Linked DNA regions of Homo sapiens: region 2 is linked to region 1. Evidence: read pairs that join two places in POLR2A ChIA-PET (ENCODE). Cell type or tissue: HepG2. All regions are shown on one strand. Each heading gives the region's core, and the rest is flanking DNA. Links, peaks and the distances in the headings are about the cores only.

The links. Peaks named below come from ENCODE experiments on the same cell type or tissue, not always from the same donor. Only the 100,000 strongest peaks of a DNase experiment are listed, where the experiment ranks them.
Region 2: POLR2A ChIA-PET joins it to region 1 with 6 read pairs; 4 of 35 experiments call an interaction of 5 or more read pairs at or near these places.

Annotation. Positions count from the first base shown.
Region 1 is chr2:62,465,985-62,470,376 of GRCh38, reverse strand. It overlaps a transcript of TMEM17 not described here. Among named protein-coding and RNA genes, the nearest start is that of TMEM17, 38 kb to the left of the region's middle. In HepG2, for the core only: a CTCF peak has its summit at 2,389 (motif pointing right); DNase peaks (open chromatin) are centred at 2,406 and 3,036.
Region 2 is chr2:62,538,650-62,543,041 of GRCh38, reverse strand. No RefSeq gene overlaps it. Among named protein-coding and RNA genes, the nearest start is that of TMEM17, 35 kb to the right of the region's middle. In HepG2, for the core only: no CTCF peak of the experiment used is centred there; a DNase peak (open chromatin) is centred at 2,581.

The DNA.
Region 1 (4,392 bases), core at 113-4,112:
ATGTAGATTTCGGGATTCAGATCAGAACCTTACAGTAGATTTGTCTTTGAGTGCAATGTCCCATTTAACTCTCTCCAGAGCCAGCCCCAGGATCCTGTGATTTGGAAGAGGAACTTTAGGACCTTGGAATTATACCCTAGGGGTGGAGAGATTGAGAGAGAAGTGCTCATAATACAGAGGAAAGGTGCCCCCAGCCAAGGATTAATCAGTGTAGTGGAGGAAGCAGACTAATCAAGATGTAATTATGCCAAAGGGAAACAAACCAACTAATGGGTGTCTTCTTAGAGCTCCAAGACCTGAAGGAAGGAGCAGCTTGCTGGCTCAGGGGTGAACTTTTCTTTAGGGGCCAGGAAAATGAGAGGACATGCTGGACATGTGGATCAAGGCCCGGGGAACATGGGGATACAAAGGCAGAGGCCCTGGGACTGGAGTGGGGATGGACTCTCTCAGGGACTGCGGAAAGGAAAGAGATCAGACAACCTGAGACAAACTTGCAGCCAGCCAGCAGGACCCAGGCTGCCCAGGCAGCCAATGGCCAGGAGACAGCCTGCTTCTAGAGCACCAGACACTGCGTCTTCTCAAAGACTGCAAAGTGTCAGCCAACAGAAAAGCCACCTGGGCCTCCTTGCACACTTTCCTATGCTCAGGAGCCAAGAATGTGCCTCCTTCTGTCCTTCTATCTTCCTGACCTCAGCAACTATACTCAGAAGAACAGCCAGATAGTCTTCAAACTGCTGTTTGCCTCCCAACACCTGGCAACAGGCAACAGGCAGACTGATGAACCAACAACTGTAAATGTTTGTTTTCTTTAAATAAAATTCCTTGGAAAGAGCTCTGAAAGTGAGGAGAAGAAATCCTAATTTGGCAACACCATTGAATGTTTGCATTTTCTAGGGCAATTCAATCTCTGGATTTTTAATTAAAGAAAAAAGAAAAGAATTAGCTGAAAAGATCTTGGCAAGAAGCTAAATGAGCCCATGCAGTTTGAAAATGAAGGTAAAAAGTCTCAGCAAAGTTTGTACTTCCCCAAGATCACACATGTGACGGGGTCAGGTGACCTCCCAGCCTTGCATAACATGTCCCATCCCACCCTGATCCCATCCTGGGTCCTCTTTGAGGGAAGAGGTTAGCAATCTCCACAAGCCCAACCAGTTCTATTTGGCCTGAACCTGAGGTTGGAATATGCCACTAGCCAATTTAGGTATGTACCTTCTTCTGTACTAAGTGTTGCCTGTATAGTGTACACATTTATGCTAACTAAAAATTAAATGTGTACCTGAAATATCATCAAATGCATTTGTACATTTCCTGGAACAGTAAAGGTATTGTTTGGCTTGGCCATCTGGGGATGCAATGACAGAGGGTAAAAGAGGTGGGTGGCTGCCATTGCTGGGCCTGACATGACATAGACCCTAATTGACCCCATGGTCTGCATTCAGAAATGGGGTATGTGGGCTTCTAGGTTACCTTTGGTTCTTGTTCCAAGGACAACACTTGGCTCTGTCAAACTCTGCTAGCTCTAGCTACCATGCCTCTAGCTAGTCCCCTCCCACCTCTGAGCCATCCCCCAGTTCTCTGACAGCCACACTTGATGGGCTTCAGCCCCCTGAATCGGCCTTGCTGGCAAACACAAATACAAGCATCCTTGGTTTCTTGCACATATATGGGACTGTCTGCTTATCAGCTGAACCATAAGGGTCTTGCAGTCTGGGACTTTACTCTTTGGTTCTCCCCTGTGTCTCCAAGTTCTCTCTATGGTGAACACTCAGTCCACTGTGACAACCCTCTCCCCCAACACCCACATGCACCCACATACACACAGTTCTATCTAGCAATCTAGAGGTTAAACGTAGATGTGACAAAAACATCAACAGCTCAAGTCAGGACCCCAACTGTAATTCCACTGGAAGTCACTGATATTTTAAGGGGCCAAAGATGACTGTCCCTTGGACTTCAGGCTAAATGTCAAACGAAGATGTGGGGTCCCAATCTTCTAATTTTTAGGGTCTTTTCCATGCTTTGAAAACCTGACAGGGTGTAGGCTAGTCCAGGGATGTGCTGGCATACCCTGCCCCCAGCTCTCCTGAGGCTAGAGAACACACGGCCTTCTCTCTTTGCTCAGCCCTGGGCCAAACCGCAGCCTCTTTAAGAGCCAGCCAGTAAGGCTGCTGGCTGCCTCTGTAGAGTCACGTGGAAGAGCACCAGGACAGGGCTCACCCAGCAGGGGTGAAGTGGAAAGGGGCTTTCCTAGAGGAGGGAAAGGGAATCACTCCAGCCCCCTGCACATTTGCCAAAGCCACATCAAACTCTGGGGCTACTGTTATACCACTAACAACTCCTCAACCCCAAGCCTTCCTAACCAGACCCAGCAGAGGGCATGCTGAGTACCCCGAGGATTTGCTTCCTCTGAAAGACGTCCTGAGTCCTGAGTCAACAAACACTTGGTTTCACAATTCGCATCTGTTTTCTGATTAGAAAAAAAAAAAAAAAAAAGGAGAGATGGCATGCCCACATGCTCCTGCAGGGAAGCTCACCCACCACCCCAGGCCCTGCCACCTGGCCTTTGCAGACTGTGTGAACCTCTGAGACTACTTGGCCTCCATGTCTCTGGAGCTTAGAGGAGCTCCTTAGGCCAGAAACCCTGACTTTCCCAGCCCTGAATCATCACAGCTCCACCTGGCCCTGCAGCCAGAAAACAGAGCCGCTGACTTTCAACCAAAGGGACACGCAGTTTGGGAGGATTCAAACAGGGTCATTACTGCTCAGTCTTTCAATGAGACTAAGCAGAACAAAGCAGGACTGAACCAGAAGAGACAAGTGCTCAGTTGGCACCTGAGGCAGAGCCCACTCTATCTCTATGAGGCCTTGGCTCCTGGGTGAACTTTCCCAGAAGTGTTTTGACAAAGACACTTCAGAAGTCTCTATAGTGCTTCCAAGTTCACATGTTCATCGAATGTTAAAGTAGGAAGGGACTTTTTGTGGGACTTTCGCAAGTCCTTTCTCCTTTCTGGGCTGCAGTTTGCTTATCTACACAATGAAGGGATTGGACTAGATCCGTGGGTCTCAATCCTGTCTGCACAAGAGAACCACCTGGGGATCCTGCAATCATGGGCAGGGAATGTCTGTGATAGCTTCAAAGTAAACAAGGGGCAGGTGCAGGGGTGGGGAGGCGTGGGCGGGGGGAAATGCTGCAACAGGACTGGCTAAGTGTTGAAATTGTTTAAATGGGATAATACGTAAATTGGGGGTAAGAGGGTGGGGTCATTCCATTCCCTGTTTTTCAGAATAAAAAGCTTAAAAAAAAGAAAAACCAAACCACTGATTCCTGGGTCTCACCTGGAACCTATTAACCTGGGCAACAGAGCGAGACTCCATCTCAAATAAATAAATAAATTAAATAAAATGGAATGTCTAAGGGCTCGGGGCCATGGAATTAGTGTTTCGAAAAAGGAGTCCCCAGGTGATGCCAATATGCAGCCAGGACTGAGAATGTTGGACGAAACACTCTCCATGGCCCCGCATGCAGCTGAGCAGTTGAGCCACCCACACCTTCCACCAAACATAGCAAGTCAAATTCAGGTCCCACTTGCTTTGACCTTCTACTGCTGTAGCTCCCCCTCTCAGAGGGGAGATGATGGGCGGGGTCAGCGCAAAGCCCTGCCAGGCTGCAGTCCCAGGTCCTCCAGTTGGTCTATTCTGCCTGGAAAGGTGGAACCCTCAAATAAGCTGCTTCCTAAGGCTTCCAGGGCCAAGTGTGCCAGCTCAGGGAGGGTGGCATCTGCACATCCAGAAAGTTCCAGACAGGACCAGTCCCTCTCCCCCATATGGTGAGCTTGAACTTAGCCTCATTTTCTGTCTCCTCATGTGGCCAAGTAGGCCTCCCACCTCTCTGAACATAGCAAGTCACACTCACATCGCATTTGGTTTAACTTCCCAGCCGACGTTGAATGTTCCTGGACTGTTTCCCAACATCCATTTTCTCCCTTTTGCGCTTCAGCGTCTGGGACCAGCAGGCAGGAAGCAGGCTGAGCTTGGATTTCCACCAAGGATGCTCAGCTTCCAGGGGCCCCTGCAGGAAGGTTCCGCTTTCACTGCCTCCCACCCCAGAGCACCAGCCACAGAACCCCTCCCCCACCACTACCACCCTGCAGAATCAAACCCTACTGGCTGGAGTTTATCCTTCACTCATTGGTGAAGAACTTTACATTCCAAACTCCTAGAAAACTTTTCAGAAGGTTTCCTCTCTCTCAGATCCTTTGTCCTTTATCAATGACAAGGGAGCTCTGCAGGGTAGTGGGGACCCCTCCTGATTTGGGCCTTTCTGAAAGGCAGGAACTTCTTGAGTTCTGTTGTCCCTTTTGAACAAAGGTACTTCCTACTGCCTTTCTCCAA
Region 2 (4,392 bases), core at 150-4,149, 73 kb before region 1:
AATTCTCCCACCTCAGCCTCTCGAGTAGCTGGGATTACAGTGGCACACCACCATGCCTGGCTATCTTTTGCATTTTTAGTAGAGACAGGGTTTCACCACGTTGGCCAGGCTGATCTCCAACTCCTGGCCTCAGGTGATCCACCCGCCTTGGCTTCCCAAAGTGCGCGGATTACAGGCATGAGCCACCACGCCCGGCCTGAACCTTTTTTATTTATGAAACTCTTTATGAAATGTTCTCTTTATCTTTCGTGAAGGTTTTTGCCTTAAGGGTTATTTTGTCTGATACTAATATAGCAACACCAACATCCTCTTGGTTAGTGTCTGCGTGATACAATTTTTTTTCACGCTCTTATTCTTAACATTTTTGAATCCTTATGTTTTAAATGTGACTTAAGAGAATATACCTGCATTCTTTAAAACACAATATATACTACCAGTCAGTCTTTGCTTATAAATTGAGTAGTCTATTTTACTTATTGATACATTTGGATTTATTTTCACCATCTTATATTGTGCTTTTTATGTATCTTGAACCTTCAATATTTTGTTTTTTCCTCTATTCTCATCTACTTTGTATTATTCTTCTCTTTCCACTTTTTCCCTTTATAGTTAAAAAGTTATACATTCTTGGTAGTTATGCTAGAAATTTTAACTTGGAAACTTAATATCTTTACCATCCTACCACACAATAAACACTTTAATTCTGATCCTCCCCTCCCAGTTACATGCTATTGACAGCTGTGTATTTCATTTCTATCTTGTTTTTTCAGCCCCTTAAGATATTATTTTTTAAAAAGATATTTTTTTAAAAAATTATTGATCTTTGTAGCCAATATTTATTTACAATTAAGCACATATTCAGCACTCTCCTTGCTCCTCATTCTTTTATTCATCTCTGACCTTCCTTGTTCCCTTTCTTCCTGCCTAAATAGCAGCCTTTAGAATTTCCTTTAGTGAGGGTCTATTGATGGCAAACTCTGTTTTTGTTTCTTTGAAGGTGTCTGACTTTGTCATTGTTTTTGAAAGATAATATTCAAATTCTGGTTGACAGTAATTTTCTTTCAACACATTGAAAATGTTAAACTTTTTCTGGCTTCTGTAACTGTTAAGAAGTCTAATTGCCCTGTTGAAAGTACGCTAATCTGTCTTATCTTTCTCTGGCTGCTTTTCAACTTTTTTTCTTTGTTTATGGTATTCTGTAGTTCAACTACATGATGTCTAAGTGTGAATGTCCTTTTATTTATCCTTATTGGGATTGTTGGGCTTTTAAAAACTGTGGTTTGTCATTTCTAAAAAATCCTCAGCCATTACCTCTTCAGTTATTACCTTTGCCCTTCTCCTTCTCTCCTGTCTGTCTGGAACTCCAATTAGATAATTGTTATATTTTTCACAAGACTGTCTTCATGTTTTATAACCTTTCATTCATATTTTCTGTCTCTTAGGGCTACATTCTGGAAATTTTCTTGGATCTATCCATCTGAATCTATTCTCCAGTTGTGATTATTCTGCTGTTAAACCTGTCTATTGTATTTTTAATTTGAAATATTACCTGTTAAACTTCTAGTAGTTCTTTCAGGTCTTCTTCAAATCTTCTGGTCATGTTTTATGCATATTTTCATTTTTTTCTCTTATTTCTTTTAATATATTTAATAGGCTTATTTTATGTTCTGTGTTTAGTAATTTCAATAGCTAAAGCTTTGCAGTCTGATTCTGTTATTCATGTTTATGCTGGCCTTTGCTCATGCTACATTATTGCTATGGTTTGGTTTGTCCCTGCCAAAACTCATGTTGAAATTTCATTCCCAATGTGGCAGTGTTGGGAGTGGGAGCCTAGTGGGAGGTGTTTGGGTCCTCATTAAAGGATTATGGGGGTGGATTCTTCATTCATAGATTAATGCCCTCCTGCTGGGGTGAATTTTTGCTTTTGTGAGAATGAATTATTTCGGAGAGACCAGGTTGTTAATGTCTGGCTTCTTCTCTTGCCGTGGGATCTCTTTGCAGGTATCCCCTCCCCTTCTGCTGTCTGCCATAGTGGAAACAGCCTGAGGCCCTTGCCAGATATAGATGTTCAAACCTGGACTTTCCAGCCACCAGAATCGTCAGCCAAATAAACTTCTTTTCTTTCTAAATCATCCAGTTTCAGGTATTCTGTTATAGCAACACAAAACTGACTAGAGCAATTATTTCCTTTTGCATTTTGTGATTTTGACCATGAGCTTGTATTTTTTTTAGAATTTATTGATGAGAAGCCATCGAGGCCTGTGTTGAAGATGGGTACTTCTAGAATAGGTTTGCATTTGTTTCTGTCAGTTGCCTGGAAACTACAAATTAAGGTTTACTGTGAACTTAATTCTTGACTTGAATTTTTTGGACTCTAAAGAACAGTGTGAATTTGAGCTGCAAGACTGTGTGAGTGCTGGCTATGTTATGAGTTCTCAGGGGAGATGTTTTTTTCTCCCTCCATTTAAAGTCAAGTCTCAAGGCAGGCAATTTTCCTTACAATACTCTGGGGCTTGGGGAAAGGCAGTAAGTTAATTTGTAACCCATCCTTACACAAACAGTGTAATCTTTTGTGGACCCAGCTCTAAGCAGAGGTGGAAGGGACTACAGTTAGACTCACTCTGTGTACACGTTGACCACTGTATTCACTTATTCACTCATGTGAATTTGGCAGATACTCTCAAGGCAAAAACCTCTCCAGGTTTCTGCTTATACTCAGGAGTAAGGAATACTCAGAGGTCAAGTATTAGATGCAAGTGGAAACCCAAGAAACCTCTCCAAGTGGAAACTTCTCCTGTGGAAACCTCTCCTATGGAAACCTCTCCTATGGAAACCTCTCCTGTGGAAAACTCTCCTGGGTTTCCACTTGCATATAATACTTGACCTCTGAGTATTCCTTACTTCTGCCAGCATAAACATGCACTTCAAAAGATTAAAAAATACTTTGTTAATTATTTGTAGTTGTTTTCAGTGAGCTATCATTCAAGGTATGTAGTCTGTCATACTGCCAGACATGGAAGTCCCTCTGCTGCTGCCTGAGGCTTAAAAGTCAATTTCAAGGGTTTCTTCCTTGGTCCTCCCCTCTTCTCATTCTACAGGCCCTCTCCCTCTAGACAGTTTTACTCATTCCCACTACTTTGGTGCTCCTTACCAATTAGTCCCTGACCTATACCTCTGTGTGTTTTCTATAGCTGCTGAAACAACTTTATCACAAATCTGGTGGTTAAAAAATACCATGTACTATCTTATAGTTCTAAAGGCCAGAAGTCTGAAGTCAGTTCCAACAGGCTAAAGTCAATGTATCAGCAGGGCTGGTTTCTCCTGGAGGCTCTAGAAGAGAATCCCTTCTCTGCCTCTTCCAGCTTCTGGGAGATTATTGCTTTCCTTGGATTGTGATTCCTTCTCACATCATTCCTTCCTCTTGCTTCCACTGTTACATCTATTACTCCCTCTGCTGTAGTCAAATCTCCCTCTGTCTCTCTTTTATGAGGACACTCGAGACTATATTTAGGGTCTACCTGGATCTCCAGGATCATCTCCCTATCTCAAGATGCCTTACTTGGCTGGGTGTGGTAGCTCATCCCTGTAATGCCAGCACCTTGGGAGGCCTAGGTGGGAGAATTGCTTGAGCTCAGGAGTTTGAGACCAGCCTGGACAACATAATGAGACCCTGTCTCTACAAAAAATAAAAAATTAGCCAGGCGTGGTGGTGCACGCCTGTAGTCCAAGCTACTCAGGAGGCTGAGGCAGGAGGATTGCTTGAGCTCAGGAAGTTGAGGCTGCATTGAGCTGTGTTTGCACCACTGCACTCCCATCTCAAAAAAAAAAAAAATTCCCTAACTTAATCACATGTGTAAAGTTTCTTTTGCCATGTAAGGTAACATCCACAGGTCCCAGGGATTAGAATCTGGGTATGTTTGGGGGCCATTATTCAGCCTACTACAACCTCCAATCCTCAGCTGCAGACTCAAACTTTCAGTTTCTTTCTCAACTTTTCTCATTACCCAGGCGCTTTAAACTCACTTTTATCTAAAACTGAACTATATTCACCAGCTGTTAGTGACATCACCATCTTCCCAAGCATCCAAATGCAAAGTCAGTATATACTGCTTCTTTTTTCACCCTTTGTCTCCAAACAGTCACTGAGTCCTTATCTAATCTACCTCTAAAAGGTCTCAAATCCAGTCCTCTTCCTTATTCCCACTGCTACTGCTTTCCAGATCTTGTTATCTACTATAATTGTGACCTAACTGAATTTCTTACCTCTGTTTTTCTATGGCCATTAACCTGTTGCCTTGAGTTATCCTTTTTTTTTTTTTTTTTTTTTTTTTTTTTTTTTGAGACAGGGTCTCACTTTGTCACCCAGGCTGGAGTGCAGTGGTGCAATCTCAG